Regions from separate parts of the Mus musculus genome. Here region 1 is linked to region 2. The links are chromatin loops, found by intact Hi-C in ENCODE. Cell type or tissue: gastrocnemius. All regions are shown on one strand. Each heading gives the region's core, and the rest is flanking DNA. Links, peaks and the distances in the headings are about the cores only.

The links. A loop is a pair of places that touch in the nucleus more often than their neighbours do. Peaks named below come from ENCODE experiments on the same cell type or tissue, not always from the same donor. Only the 100,000 strongest peaks of a DNase experiment are listed, where the experiment ranks them.
Region 1: it touches region 2 in a loop (2.5-fold over the local background); 22 of 42 quality-filtered maps call a loop at or near these places.

Annotation. Positions count from the first base shown.
Region 1 is chr13:23,729,109-23,737,446 of GRCm38, reverse strand. It overlaps the pseudogene Gm11338. Among named protein-coding and RNA genes, the nearest start is that of H1f2, 5.5 kb to the left of the region's middle. RefSeq lists an enhancer at 8,183-8,291. In gastrocnemius, for the core only: a CTCF peak has its summit at 4,767 (motif pointing right); a DNase peak (open chromatin) is centred at 4,762; H3K27ac peaks cover 1,457 bases.
Region 2 is chr13:23,680,445-23,688,782 of GRCm38, reverse strand. H2ac6 (H2A clustered histone 6) reads left to right here and starts at 4,824. Exons shown (of 1, transcript NM_178189.5): 1 at 4,824-5,310. The coding sequence starts at 4,866. The coding sequence ends at 5,258. H2bc4 (H2B clustered histone 4) reads right to left here and starts at 4,584. Exons shown (of 2, transcript NM_023422.3): 1 at 4,162-4,584. The coding sequence starts at 4,551. The coding sequence ends at 4,171. In gastrocnemius, for the core only: no CTCF peak of the experiment used is centred there; DNase peaks (open chromatin) are centred at 3,966, 4,127, 4,593, 4,832 and 1 more place; H3K4me3 peaks cover 3,569 bases; H3K27ac peaks cover 2,561 bases.

The DNA of each region.
Region 1 (8,338 bases), core at 64-8,063, 49 kb before region 2:
ACATGTGATGAGTTTGTCAGCACTAAAGCGTGGTAAAGTCCCAAGGTTATACAAATTGAGTTCAGGGATGTTTGTGAAACAAAGCATATTTTATAAGACTGAGAATGGCCGCGTGGTTTCACGTAATAACCTTAGTTTAGCACTTGCAAGCAGCATCTCCTAGGCTTGTGTCCTCTGGGAATTAACAGCCTAATGGGATTAGGGATGGACTAATTGCTAGCAATAGAACCACTTTAAGAGTTGCCTTCCTGTGTGGACTTTGAAATGGGAATTGCAAGGCATTATTGAAAGTACACAACTCAAGCACCTTCGTCATACCAATATGCTTCAATGAAAGAAATGAGAACATGTCACCTTGCTCTGATTACGTGGGAAATGAACGAATGTCCTCCTCATCTGATAGTTGTCCATCTCCCCCAGGAAAATAGCTGTGTGTGATCTAGCTCTCCAGTTTGCTCACTTTCCTGTCACTGTAAATTGTCAAATTATTTGTAAAATCCTAGATTTGTTCATTTGATTGTTGTAATTTTTTAACTTATAGCCTTTCAAGCCGAATCAATCAAATCATAGCTCTTTAATGCAATTAACTAATAAAGCTTGCCTGGTGTAGATGCAAATTCATTGCTTCCAATAGAAAAGATAACCCTGAAAGTTATGTTTGTATTGTACAATAATAAATTATATCTCTAATTTTTGAGGATTCATTCAGCTCTCATTCTTTCTCTGAGTAAATGCACAGTTTATTTTCCTGTATTCTTCACTGAACTAAAAAGTCATCCAGCTTGCTTACTCACTAATGACTTCCATCATTCTTTGACATATACATGAGCTTACTACATATAATATTTATATATGAGTCATATTTTTTAATAGTTCGAAAAATTACATGCTGAAGCTTATTAGTCAGACTGTCCTAAGGGCATCCAATCAGAACCTTCAGATGTCACCCTCTAAAATGGAAACTATAAAATGTGGAACTTGAAAGCAACCTGAGACTTAATGATGGAGTCTGAAATTTTAAAGTAAGTTGAATAAGATCATGGGCAAGAAAACTTCTATTCATATGTGCTCCAAGCAAAAGGTTAGATTGGAGATATGACCTTTAGACTCAGTATCACTGGATAGCTACCAATGAAATGAGGACACTGATGAAACATGATGATGTCATGTGATCTCGTACATTTGTTTGTTTGATGAAGATTGCATGAGGGTTTTGTCATGCCATGTCTTCAGGCTGTGTGGCCCTGGTGGGCAGAATTAAATATGTAGAGAATGTGCAGAAGAGCTAGAGGCAGAAAAGTTTAACAACAAGAAACACTCACAGGAGGGTGAGAGTATTTAGGACAAGTTTAAGGGATGGGCTTCCACCTTTTCTTCTCCATTTCCTCCCTCTCACATGCCAGAGAGGGGTTAGCTGGAGAAGCTTTTTGAGGTTGTTAGTATAGATTCCAACTTGAAGCGATTGAAACCTGTGCTTTTCTAACTCACCAAGGGATGATGGTAAAAGCCACAACCGCGTTATTTCCAATTCCTTCCTCATAATGATAAACGATAACTGGTCCATTGTGAGACACACAATGTTGGCAGCACAAGTAAAAACTATATAAGTGATGTCAGGAGGTTTAGAGCCTTCTTAGTCTGTTGTCTCACCTCAGTCTCACAAATAATTTCTACAAATAACCTTGAGCAGTGCTTCTCTTATTTTCTCAGTCTCTCCAGACAGACGGCCACCAATTACAAGATCAAACCTTTGCTACAATGTTTTCCCTGTTGATACCTGAGTACATGAAAGGTCAAGATCTCTTGCACCTTTCTGCCCCAGTGCACCCTCAAATGCAATGGGGAAACCAACATACACCATAACAGTAAAGCATAGAGGAGGGACATAATGAAAATAGAAAATTGCAAAAAAGAGACACAGTACAAAATGGTCCCCAGACACTTTGGAATTGCCAACAGAGTCCTGGGATACACCTCCCCCGACACCCCCCCCCCCCAACTTATTTCCAAAAGACTTTAAAATGTTTTCAAAACTTTAAGCTCGCCTTCCAAATATACAAAATTGACAATGATGACAATATACACTTTTTATACCTTCTCAGTCTAAGCTTATAATGAAGGCACAAAAGGAAACGTAAGTTAGATAGTTACCTTGATGAGAGCCCAGGAATCATCTCACACATGGTTGTTTTGTGGGAAATATACAGCTAAATGTGCTAAGAAAGTATTTTGTCATCCCTAAGCACACGCTTGCTGTGGACACCCTGCACCAGACAGCCTCCTAGCACTTATTTAAGCACAGAACACCTGCAGTGAACATAAACAACAACCATCCAAGGAGAGAATTTCCTCTCAAGGCCAGGTGCCTGCTAGGACAGACACAAACAAGCATTACAGGGAAAGTACAACTCACAGGAAAACAAAAATCTGAAAGACAACGAACGGTAAGAGGCTAGTGTATGGGCTAAACCTTTTCCTTAAGTAATTAGTGATGCAGCAGTGAAATTGTAAGATAAGAGAATTGCTTAAGTCCAGGGGATAGGGAGGCAGGAGGTATTGAAGCTAGGTATTAAATTGATTTGTTTAATAATCTTTTAAGATACAAACTTAAATGCATTTATAATTATATGTTATTCATATGTAAGGTATATATGCTACACTACAGATTTCTATCTCATATACAAAGAAACCATATATAACATCAGATGGGAAGTTCTTATGCTTCAGCTCATTCAAAAGACCATACCACACTGATCCAAAACATGCAAGGTTGTGCGTGGGTGGAGATTACAATTTACTGGCGATGACAGTGATCTAGAGACATAGCTTTGATGCACACAGGCTTGGTTTTATTTCCACTTCTTTCATTCACGTGCTGGGGACGATGCCCAGTTCCTGAGCAACAACTTACACTTTGATGATAGTGAGGATTAGTAGCGAGGGTTCCCCTTCAAAGTTTGGGGTGTGCTCACTCAGTCACTGCTCATGTAACAGTTATTCCCACCAGACCCTTAAGATGTGAGAACCCTCTGCTGTGGGCATGATTCTGAGAAAGGTTGTCCCTTCCTTACTTTGAAGAGATTGATGAGAATAGATCAAGTCTGACAGATGGATGAGAGTAGAGCAAGTCCAACCAGCTGTTTCCAACTTTTGGATTACTTGTATTTCTCAGATGCATCACAAAGGCCCAAGGACCCGGGTGTTACCCTAATAAGAGGAGATGTTGCTGGGCCGTCCCAGATGGGAAGGAGTGGCGTGTGTTTGTGTGTGTTTGTGTGTGTGTGTGTGTGTGTGTGTGTGTGTGTGTGTGTGTGTGTGTGTGTGTGTAAACAAATATGATTATGCGCTGGAGGACCAGGAGATGAGTAAATGATGCAAGTCTATGACTCTGCACATAAGGGTCTATCCCAACAGTCACCCAGAACCCCATTCCATGTCCACTTTGCAAGCTTGTGAAGACCCTCACATAACACCTCTGTCCCTGCTTCCTCCATTCCAGGCAGATCATACTTTTGATGACAAGAGGCTATGGCTGGTTAATTCATAAGAAAGGCCATGATGTTTCGACCTTGCATGCACTCCCACATTATCTCAATCTTCTTATATTACACAGAACTTCTAATGTGACCAAATTCTTATCAAGTTAACTGACCTAAGATTTGTAGCAGTCAAATATATGAAATATACTTGCATGGCTAATAAGAGTAGTTGTGTTTTCTTTCTTATTTTACAAAACAAAGCAGGGTTGTATATTACTCAAGGGCCTGTCTACCCTGGCTCATAGATGGATTATCTGAGTTAAATTCAGCTTTGCTGTTTTCCAGCTGCTTAACCTTGGATGAGTTAATTAATGTGCCCATGCTACTCTCATCATTTGAAAGATGCCAATAATAATAAACCACATGTTTTATAGGTTGTTGTGGGATTTATGGATCCATACATATTTATGATATACAATAAATTTCAGATGAACATACAAAGAATAAAAACTAGTTTAGAATACTGCACATAAACACCTATGTACAAACTAGTGCCCATCCCTGACTGTGCTGATGTGAGTGTCCTTAAGGCTCATAAACAGCTTAGTGAGTACTAGTCAAGAGGCCTTTCCAGCACCGTGATCATCCCAGCGAATAGCAAGCATCCTACCCAGCCTTAACATTTCAGCAAAGGAAAACCCCAAACCCAGACTTCCCCAGCACAGAGCAGCAGTCTTAGCATTTCATGCCTCTAGCACAACATACAGTTCGAGGAGGCATAAAGTTTTCAACTAAAGCCATGAGAGGTGCCACACCCCTTTCATGGCAGCACTCAGGAAACAGAGACAGCCAGACCTCTGTGAGTTCTAGGCCAACATGTTCCACATGGAGAGTCCAGGCCAGCCAATACTTACATGGAGATTTTCTCGAAACATAGATGATAGATGATAGAAAGATGGGTAGATAGATAATAATTAGTTGTAAGTGTGATGGCTCATGTCTGTAATCCCAGGATTCTGGAGACTAAAGCAAGAGGATTCTCCAAAGTTGGAGAACAATTTGGACTACATAATGAGATAGGTCATCAATTGAACCAAGCTTGAATAACATAAGACTTTCAAATTTCATATATATAAAGTATACAAAGCAAAAACACATCCCTACCAATTAACTACTTACCACTCTATTTAGTTTTAGATAGGTTTTCACCCCTACATGACATGTGTGAAATTTGTATCTTCTAGGAATCACAACCATTTTCAACACGTGCTGCTGTTTGCCTTAGCAGACACTAGATGGCAGGCCAAAACAAGACTGCTACCTTAAATGCCATTCAAATTTCTCTTGACCTAGATAAGCATTAATCCTCGGCTATGTTTATATTTTTCTATCCCTTTCAGAAGTTATTAACACCGTTTGTCATATAATCATGATTAAAAAACCGGAAATTCATGATATGTAGTCTGTCCACTGGCAGGGAACATAAGAAGAAGAAATTAAGTGAACTGGACTCTTCTCTTAAGTGACTGAAGAATCCATGTTGGCTCATTCCCTCTACAATGAGTTCATCAGCAACTACAATAAGCCTCGCAAACGCTGGGCTTAGGGAGTGACAGAGCAATCCAGGCAGTCTGTCCTCCTGTAAGAACTGGAGAACTGAGCTCTCCTCAGAAGAGTTAAGTGATGCTGGCTGTGAGAAAGAGCTCACAGCAGGATGATCAGGAACGATGGTCACTTTATACGGTGGTAGATTTTAATGATAGAGCCTTGATTTAAGTTATTAAATCAGTTCTTAGTTGTTGGGGGGGGGTTGTTTGTTTGTTTGTTTGCTTTTAAGTAAAATGGCCACAATAAATAGGCTAACAAGGCACTGCCCTGCAAAACAGGGGAAACAGAAAGACAGGCAGTTGAAGGGATACACAAAGCAAAGGAATCCCTCACTGGGCGTCTAGTTGAAGTCCGAGAGCTAAAAGTCAACAATTGCAGCTCAATTAGCAATATTTGCTGTGAAGGTTGCCTATGTAGAGACAATATTCCTTTTATAGCAAGTTCTTTCAAGTAAGCAATGAACCATGCTCAAGACTTGAATACATATGGCCTTCCCATAGGCCTTGCCTGTTTATGAACCTGCAACTCTCTTAGAATCTAACAAAGAATATAAACTTTATTTATAGGTTAAAAAAAAAAAACCCTTGTGTAGCCTTTGTGCCCCAAGGTTTTACCTTATCAACTATAATCCCACCCAATGTGTTGAATTATGCACACAAATTAGGAGTTGCCCTATGATGTCATGTAAGTCCCTGAGCACTCATCTTAACTACAGTCACTAAAGTCATGTATGTGACCACTGTAAAGTCACTTAAGCACTACTCTGTTGAGAATCCTATATATACAGTTGGTGTAACTATCTTCCTATGTGTCTCTATCTGCTAACAGTATGTAAATATGTGTTGAAATATATTTTAGTTAAACTCTAACTCTGCTTCCAACTTCTACTGAAGTTCCTGTTGGTAGTGTACCCTGGCTCCATCTCAGTAGTATCTTTAAGGACCCAGAACTTTGTCTTGGCCCTGACCAGCCCTGCTGGTGATCATAAGGCAAGAGCAGCTTTTGTCTTATAGTGAGAAAATTATGAAGTTCATAATTAAGTTTTATCAGTACTCATGATAATAAATATGGCGATCATGGAGATACAAAGGGTTCATAACTGTACAGTGGGCTCAAGATTAGCCCAGCACCTGATTCCAACACACACCCTTAGTCATACTCCCAATAAACTCAAGGGGACTCAGGCTGCACTCACGCATGATCATATGAAAGTCCAACTGAACGGGCACCCCAGGACTATTTTCTCATTGCTGAAAGGAACAACACAAATTATGTAAAGCATTAGTGGAGGGGAGAGGAAAAAAAGAACATTCAACATTCATTCAGGCATGATCCCTGTAAATCTCAGTATTCAGGAGGCCAGCTAAGAATACACAAGAATAAATTAATAAGAAACAATTTTTAAAACACATGCAAAAACAAAACCCACCCATCTCACATTGCTAACTAATCATTTTAAATAGTTTCAGACACTGAGTTAGTTGAACAAGAAGGGTTCTGCTTGAAGCTGTCCAGGGGCAGGAGAGCCGCTGAGGTGTAGACAGAGAACAGGTCGCCTGCAGAAGCTGTCCAGGGGCAGGAGAGCCACTGAGGTGTAGACAGAGAGCATGTCACCTGCAGCTTGCTTCTTTCCTCACAGTCGGCTTTTGCAATTGCGGGTGTTTGTACTGGCAGACGGTCCGTGGAATTCCAGGCTAAAGCGTCAGCTGGCTAATCATTCACTAACTATTACTCAGCAGATTTTAAAGCCCTTCCACATACAGAGAGTTTTGATGACAAGACTGATGACCTAGAACTGTGACAGGGTAAGAAGCTGAGGCCGAATCAAAAGTTCCATTGTGAATATTTGTTTTACTTTTTGTTGTTTGTTTGTCTTTGAAACTGAGCGTCCTGTCAGAAAGAAAACTACAACAGCCATTTATTTCTCTTTCTTTCTCTCTTTTCTCTTTCTTTTTTCTTTTTTCCTTTTGTGTGTGTGTGTATATGAGAGAGAGAGAGAGAGAGAGATTCATTTTATAGCTAAAGCTGGCCTAGAATTATTTAATTCATTCAGGATGTCTTCATACTTTCTCTCTCTCTCTTTTTTCTTTTTTCTTTTTCTTTTTTTTTTTTTTTTTTTTTTTTTTTTTTTTTTTGTCCTTCAATGCTTTTATTGATATCAGCAATGGACAAGAACATCCCGGCCCAACTGCTAGGTTATCAGGCAGATGCTCCAGCATCATTGCCATCTCTAGACCCAACCTAAGATCCTGCCTATCCAGGCCATGTTCCCAAATGGGCATGCCCCCGTCTGTCCTGTTTATATGTGTGGATCAGTCTGTCTGAATGTCTAAGTCGATGCCTGCATGGGTCCCCGATCCATGGTACATGGTAGAGGTTGTTCAGAACACAACATGGCTTGCTTCAGTGGACCACTGGGCCCCGGTGTTGAGCATGGGAGACAGGGCCAGAGATTGATGGTGGCAGGAGACCAGGCACAAAGTCCATTCCAGGGCCATATCCTGGCATTGAGAAGCCCTCCATTACATTGTATTTGATTTCACAGGGTGGAAAGGGCTGGCCTTGATAAAAGGGGGTATTCCGGGGCAGGGGTGGGAACATGGGAGGTGGTGAGGGCTAAAGTGGGTAAGGAAGACATGAGGGAAGGCAAATGAAAAGATGGGAGCAGGGGCAAGGCCAGCTTCTCTCTGAAGTCTGGGGGCTGTTTAATGGCTTCCCTGGAATGAATGATCCATCTCTGGCCAGACCTCAACCCACAGGTCTGGGAGATGGCCATGTTTAGGTGGCTCCACAGCCCAGTGGGTCAGAAGTAAGTGTGAGAGGTGGCGGTGTGCATGCTGGTCCCAATGGACACAATCTCGATGACGGTGGTGTACAACAATGCTGGAAACGGAATTGGAGATCTAGGACAACGAAACAGTAGTTCCCTGCTAGTGTAGCTTTGTAGAAGTTCCTCTCAACCACATCCTGTAGCAGAGAGACGGCCAAGGGCTGGAGCCTGGCAGAAAGAAACCTCCAGTGACAAGTTTCCCCAAAAGATATTGCCAAGTTCCACACCAGCAAACAAGAGTCTGGCAAAACATGGTCCATTCGTACAAACGCTCGTTCCAAGTTCTCTCTGAAGCTCTCTATTGAGCAGCGGCCATATCTGGAGAGATCCCAAAGTCAGGAGTTGATGATCACTAGGTCAGGGGAAGGTCCATATCACAGCTCCTCCAAGAAGTCCTCAAGGTACTCGGAGTAACACGAGT
Region 2 (8,338 bases), core at 299-8,298:
GGCAAGATGGCTTGAGAGACTAAAGGTGCTTGCTACCAAGCCTAAAGACCTGAGCTCAAGCCCTGGGAGTCACAGGTAGAAGGAGGAAGTAGACTTAAAAAATAAAATAAAATAAAATGTAACTTTTAAAGAAAAAAAACCATATTTTTTACCTTTCTCTGACAACTTTCCCTTTTACCTATCTTAATTTGAAATTCTAAGTTCAAAATATTAGAATTGGCAATAGGCTTTTTACATGAAAACAAAACAAAACAAAAAACAAAACAAAAACAGTGGTCTTTAGTATCTTCTCTACTGCCACTTAGTGACAATTTTCACCATACCCCAAAGAAGATACTTTGCAATGCTACACTAATCAGTTGTATTATTTCCAGAAGGCCAGTACTAGTACCATTATCCTCAAGGGACAGGTGATGCTACTGAGGCACAGAAACTGTGATTGGCCTTAACTTCAACCTCAAAGGCTTCACCTTCTCCTTGCAGAACAATGGTTTGCAGCAGTGAACCAGTTCTCAGGTCAGGGTTCTCCATTTCATGTTTCCTTCACCTCTCAACCCATCCTTCTGATTATTGTACTGTGCAAGGTCAGAACAGTGCCATTTGCCAATACCTCAAGGACATTGAGTTAATTATTAGCACACATTTTCTCCTATGCTGACTACAGACACACAACACCACCACCACCACCTCGGGCAATTTTTACACAAGTTCTGAAAAGTAAACTCCGGTCTTCATATAGCTCAGTGAGTTATCTCCTCAGTACTCTTTTCAAAACAATTTTTAAAGAATCAATTACGCCGGTCGGTTGTGGCGCACACCTTTAATCCCAGCACTTGGGAGGCAGACACAGGCGGATTTCTGAGTTTGAGGATAACCTGGTCTACAAAGTGAGTTCCAGGACAGCCCAGGCTACACAGAGAAACCCTGTCTCAAAACAAACAAACAAACAAACAGAAAAGAATTGATTACAAGTAGACAGTCCCTGGGAACTCAAACAGTGATTATTTTAGAATCCTAACCTTTCTTTGTAGTGTAAAGGAAAATTGGTTGTTACCAAGAGATAAATGAGAAAAACCTCACAATGGGTTTTTGGTGTAAAACTCATCCTGTAAAAATTTATTGTCATGAACTTTAAGATTGGTAACCAACTGATCACTACATTAAGATATGAGGACAAATCCCAGCTACATAAAAAGAAAACAGAGACAGTCTGGTACACACCCCTGAGTATTATGTGCTAAAGTGAATTACTATATTACTTAACAATGCCAACTCCCTTAAAACATAGACTAAGCATAATCATTATCCTGTATAATTGTGTTTTCTTCTGTCGCTAGGGAACTTGATAGCAATTAAAGCCACACCTTTAAACACAGCAAGCAATTGTGTTCCGGTATATATACATTAACAAGCACCAGTCCCAAACCTGCCTGGTTCTCTAAGGCCATGGCATTTCTCCAGTAACTTTCAATCCTACAAATCTAAGTGGGAAAGGAAAGGATGATCTCACCATGTTAAATGGAAAGATCCGTGTTTTCTATTTTGCTAAGCGCTATTTGTTATAACCTGTGTAACAATAGGGTATTTGCACAGAGCAAACATTCCAATGTCTTATGTTTTGTAACCTCTAAGTTAGAAATTGCATAGTATCTAATGAGAAGACACTAATTCACTCCACTTACGATTCATCTAAGTTCTTAAAGTAATTATTTGCCAGTGAATTCAGTTTTTAACCTGACATGTTGAGTCCTTACCACTTGTTATTTAAGTTTTAATTCCATTTTTAAAATTACTTTGTGATTTGACTTAGTTCAATGTATGTTATTTATATTAAAAAGTGATTTTATTCAAGTAAATAAATTTAGTGGAAAAAGTTTGTAAACTTAATGTAGTTTTTTTATACAACAAATCGTAGCTTCTGTAAACTACATTATTATGCTAACACTTTTATATTATAATAAAAGATCCATCTTAACACAATTAAGCCAAAAGTCAAATTATTAAGTAAACAAAAAATGTACAAATGCAATTATGACTAGAACTAGGTAAACTTGAATCCAACCTTAAAAGAGGCCACACCTTAATGTAATGCCTAAGAATGTGAAATAATTTATAGTAATTGATGGTTTTCAATTAATTAAAGTTGATACATTTTTTTAGACCCTTTATAAAAACCAATTTACACTTAAATCACATAACTTATTCATTTCCTGCTGGGATAGACAATGTCCTCAAATTTATATTCATAAAATAGGAAATATTCACAGCAATTATGCAAGTGAGAGGAGCTAACTGGGACAACAGAAAAGACTGAAGGTCAATGAACAAAGACATAGGTATCTATTGAAGTATTATGACTAATGAGACAAAAGTATTGATTTTAAGTCAGACGTCGTGTCAGGAGAGCACTATTCAGAACAGGACTGATCCTCTTGTTCTTCAAATTTGGTAGACATTCTACTGTTATGCCATATCCCTTATAATAAACTAACTCATTAAGATTTAAGTAATACTGTTAATACTGTTTTATACATAGCAGAAGCAAACATTCTGCCTCAGCAGGCAAGTTTATGCTTTTTCTCACTCCTCTCTGGAACCTTGCAATAAAAAGAACATAGCCAATAACACTGCATGTGACAATCTGGCATGGAATTACCAAATCGTGACTTTTAGAATGTCGAGACAAGATACTGCTGTTTCACTGATTTCTTCTTGCTCTTTCTCTCGCTCGCTCTTTCTCTCTCTCTCTTCTCTCTCTCTCTCTTTCTCTCTCTCTCTCTCTCTCTCTCTCTCTCACACACACACACACACACACACACACACACACACACACACAGAGCAGAAGGGGGGGACCAAGAGACAGAGACATAGAATTTGGAAGGAGATTAAAAAAGGACAGGCCAAACAAAGAAACAACATGAATCTCACCAAAGGCAGAAGTGAAAAAATCACCAATGATTTGCTGGTCAAATGAAAAGTATCAATCTACTTCAACCCTGGAGCCTTTTATACACTTCTGAGCCTGATTTGTGGATTTTGGCAACAATTCAACCAAATGCGAACCAGAAAAAGGAGAGTTGTGCAAGAACAAAGCTGCAGCACTAAGGAGACATAAGGCGGCAGAAGGCTGAAAAGGTTCCCCACACTGCTAGCTCATAATGTAATCCTAAACCATATCTAGGCACAGCTTCTAGAAATAAATGATGTAGATGATAGCATGCTGTTAACTTCTGTGGGGAAGAGAGCAAGTGTACTGTTTCTTCGAACAGGCAAGACAAAGGCTTAGATAAGTGGGGCCGGAAGAAGCGAGCCAGTATTTATGGCCAAGTTTGTTCAGGGGGCAACTAGGGTGATGGAAATATTCGCCTTTCATTTGGACAAGCAGAGGACTAAACTCCGCTAATGACTCTGAAGTCCTTATATTTTGAATTGTTAAGTCAACAGACACAGCAACGGCGTTCGTTTTGGGATTTCTTGCATTAAGTCCTTCCAGTTCAGCCTCTCCCCACTGCTTGCTTCGGATCTTCTCATTTCTCTAAACTTTCACGTCACTTGGACTATGAAAATTTAGTATGGCCAAAGTACGGTAAAGTGATACATTTGCATTTGCATTTGAACAATTCAGTTCCGTCTTTTACCAGAACTTCAATGCCGTAAGTTTGACAATTCCAGGTCATATTTTAGAATACTCTACCAAGATACTGGTCTAAGATTTCATGCTAGATAGCTCGGTAATCTGATATTAAATCTACAAATGAAAAGCCTGTCCTTTGTTACAGACCCCTCATGTTTAACATCAGTCTTGGAGCCACTTCTTTCCAAAGTAAAACCTACAACTTATAAAAGACAAACTTCCTAATGGCAACAATTATCCTCTTCAAAGTCTGTCACTCCTGTCCTACAACTTTGTTCTGATGGACTCAAGTCCGCCTCACCGGAAGTGACGTTTGCAAGGCTTTTTTTTTTTCTCCCAACAAAATGGTTGTAGCTAAATGTAACCAAGACTGAAATTAAGCTAAAAGTATCCCACTGCCTTTAAGATTTATAAGCACCTGTCATCTGCTTCTGGGTAAAACTGAACGCACTGTTCTACCACAGCTCTCTCTTTGAGAAAGTGGGTGGCTCTGAAAAGAGCCTTTGGAATTCGCTACGGAGGCTTACTTGGCAGGATCACTTGGAGCTGGTGTACTTGGTGACGGCCTTGGTGCCCTCCGACACCGCGTGCTTGGCCAGCTCCCCGGGCAGCAGCAGGCGCACGGCCGTCTGGATCTCCCGGGACGTGATGGTCGAGCGCTTGTTGTAATGCGCCAGGCGGGACGCCTCGCCCGCGATGCGCTCGAAGATGTCGTTCACGAACGAGTTCATGATGCCCATGGCCTTGGAGGAGATGCCGGTGTCGGGGTGCACTTGCTTCAGCACCTTGTACACGTACACCGAGTAGCTCTCCTTGCGGCTGCGCTTGCGCTTCTTGCCGTCCTTCTTCTGGGCCTTGGTCACGGCCTTCTTGGAGCCCTTCTTCGGGGCGGGAGCGGACTTCGCAGGCTCAGGCATCTTCGGATTTCCAAACACAGGAACCTCAGTGTGGGCTGGGAACGGACTTCTCCTACTTATAGGGCGTTTATGCTAATGAAGGATTTCGAACCAGTCTCAGCTAATTGGAAGAAGAAAAAGTAGTGGGTTCATGGGTGGGATTATGCAAATGAAGTTTCCAGAAGCAGATTTTCTATTGGCTATATCAATGAGCTCACTTGTAACCAATCAAGTAGTAGCGTTTACTACCCAGGAACCTACTATAAAAGCTGCCGCGTCTGTACAGTCTTGGTAACTTGTTTTTACTGTTCTGTTACTTACACAGCACTATTACTATGTCTGGACGTGGTAAGCAGGGCGGCAAGGCTCGCGCCAAGGCCAAGACCCGCTCCTCCCGGGCCGGCCTGCAGTTCCCCGTGGGCCGCGTGCACCGGCTGCTCCGCAAGGGTAACTACTCGGAGCGCGTGGGCGCCGGCGCCCCGGTCTACCTGGCGGCCGTGCTGGAGTACCTGACGGCCGAGATCCTGGAGCTGGCGGGCAACGCGGCCCGCGACAACAAGAAGACGCGCATCATCCCGCGCCACCTGCAGCTGGCCATCCGCAACGACGAGGAGCTCAACAAGCTGCTGGGCCGCGTGACCATCGCGCAGGGCGGCGTCCTGCCCAACATCCAGGCCGTGCTGCTGCCCAAGAAGACCGAGAGCCACCACAAGGCCAAGGGGAAATAAGCAACAGAATCTGCGGAAACTTCAAACCCAAAGGCTCTTTTCAGAGCCCCCACTTTTTCAAAAGAAGAGTTGAACAGGATACTCTATTGATAATTTCTACCCTAATCTGGTGGGCTCTAGATAGTAACGACTGGTCTTGATTGTTAACAGTTTTAATTACTTGGGAGTATTTTTGTAGAGTAAACTTTATTAAGATTGGTAGTACCCCCTAGAATTTGATAGATTGGGCAGCTTAAAGTCAAAGGTCTCAGAACTTCTGGTCTAAGCCGAATACTAATGTTTGTCAATGTAAGCCAGCTGAAGGTTGTATGTTTTTAGTACTATAAGCCTACCACCTACTCCGTTATGTCCGACCATGAGTCTGTGTTTGTCCTCATCTGCTGCAGGAGTTTCTCTGATGATGGCAGCTCATTCTAACTCACATGCAGGTAGTCATGGAGTTCTTATGAATTACCAACGTTATCCATTTTTACAAAAATTTTACATTTTAAAGCAAGCTCCTTGGTTGTTCCCAGATTTCGAATCTGTTCTTGGCTGGCTTGGCTGGCCGGCTGGCTGGCTGGCTTGCTTTTAGAGACAGGGTTTCTCTGTATAGCCCTGGCTGTCCTTGAACTTAGATATTTGCCTGCCTCTGTTTATGGAGGGCTGAGAATAAAGGCAATGCACAACCATGCCCATTGGTGTGTGTGTGTGTGTGTTAACCAGAAATTAGTGCTTGCAGTCTTACTGATACTGGAGAACCCAGGCAGCTTCTTCCTCCTTCCCCAGCAGTTATTCTAAAAGAAAAATGATCGGATGCCCAGAAACTGTGAAGATAAAGGGCTGAGGAAAAAATCACATTGACTCCCCCTAGGAGAAAAAAAAAAAAAAAGTTCTATGATCATACCACCTAAATGTGACTGATTGTAGAAGATAAGCAGTGTCAGGCCTAGTTGACACTCCGATGGGAGGCCACGTAGGAATATTGGGTGCTGTGGGCTTAGAAAAAATAAAATGAAAATGAAAAAGGAGTTTTCTGAGTTGTTTGGGTTTGGGAGAAACGGATCTCATGAGACCCAAGCTGCCTGGGTACTTACTACATAACTAAGACTGGCCTTGGACTCCTGAGGTTTCTGCCACCATTTCTCAAATGTTAGGAGTACAGGCATGAGTCAACATGCCTTGCTGAAGAAGAATGGCATTGTTTGTTTATGCTGGGTCCATTATACCTCAGGCTGCCCTCAAACATGCTGGGCAGCTGAGAATGACTGTGGACTACTGAAATCTCTTGCCTCCGCCCTCTAAGTGCTGGAACTATAGTTGTGACTACATGCAAGCTGGGCTTACGAAGTCTGATATCACTGTGCATAGCTACTACTGTTTGGTCAGGAGTCCAGCTCGGGATTCCTTCAAGTTTGAGAACCTGGATCCTTGGATCTCACTTACTTCATATCAGCTTTGGAATCATTTTCATTTCCTTGTCAATTTTCTTTTGAGCGGAAATTTCCCAGGTGTGAGACCTTCAGGAATGCCTTTAAGCTCCCCTATCCCAACATCTTTCTGTGTCTGTGTTCACTTTGCTATGAAAAGACCCTGACTCTGTAGTGTGTACCCTGAAATTAGAAGAGCACAGGCTGATCAAGACAGATGGCTGCTGGGTAGGCACCACTGCATGCTGGGTAGATATGTGTTCCTCACTAATCCTTGTAAGCAACAGTCAAAAACAAGTGCTATTGCTATTGTAGATGTTTTGATGAAAAACAGAATAAAGAAATTAACTAAGTCCCTGGGATTAGAAAACATACACTTCAAACACTGATATTTTATAACCATCCTCACCTAAGAGAGTATGAGAAGAAAAATTGAAATAGTGCAAAATTATTACATAATGGGTACCCTTTGTTATATAGAGGATTACATAAGAAAAAGTTACTTAATTACATTCTAAACTCTGTAAAGAACTTAAAGGGGAAAAAAAGTTTCACAGACTCTGTATAAAGGGGGCCAGGTGTTAAAACTTGACAGTATGTGAACAGCTGAAGTCTCAGCCGAGGCCAGCATGGCTTTTATTCAGGATCCAAAAAAAAAAAAAAAAGAAAAGAAAAGAAACAAAGAGACTTAACATGGTGGTAGGATAGTTTTCAGGATCTACAGGACCTGTTTTCCCGTGGTGAGATAGAGAGAGATAGAGAAAGACTTGAGGTGTTCTAGTAGCTCCAGGTCCCTAAAAACAAACCTTGGTATTTGAACATTTGCTGGTGAATGGATACATCATGAACACTGTTAACCTTTTTGTTTTCATCTTCATCAAGACCATGAGGTCAAGACCTCAACTTGTTACATTGTAATGCTTAGTTTAGGAATACAAATAGATACTTGGAAAGAAAAAAAAAAAAAAAAAAGCCAGGAAGTAGGAGTGGGTGGGTTGGGGTGCAGGGCAGGGGGAGGGTATAGGGGACTTTCAGGCTAGCATTTGAAATGTAAATGAAGAAAATATCTAATAAAAAGGGGGGCACTGAGTGTGCTGAATTCAATGCATCACAGACTGGGCAAGCCGGAAAGCATTTTGTTCTAGAGAGTCCGTGTACTACCAGGGAAGGCATCCAGTACACACTAAATGAAAGCTGCCAATACAACCATCTTTTCCAGTAGATCATGCTGTTTAATGACTCTTAGGGGCAGCTAAGAACAGGCTACCAAGCACAGCATCCCACACAGCTCTGTCCCAGCTCATCCCTAATATTCTAGTATGGTTCTTTAACTTCTGTTATGCATTGTCACTATTTAAACCTCAGAGTCCTGCTTACTGCTAGACAGAATTCTCTATAGCACAAAATATCTTAGAGCTTTAGTTGGCTTTCAGGCCTTGAGCAGAACTTCAGCAATTTTGTCTTAATGGTCTGGGAAAGTCTTTGTACTGGGGCACACTGATAAAGGTTATCCCTGATAAGGCTAAAGAAGCTCCATTTTGTGCTAGGCATCCATCAGGGTACCCTCCAGTCATTTGTCTCTGACTCCAGTGTCTGAAAGATAAGTTCCCAGTAACCCCCACCCAAAAATAGCCATGACTATCTACTTGTTATGATATGACTAGATGGTTT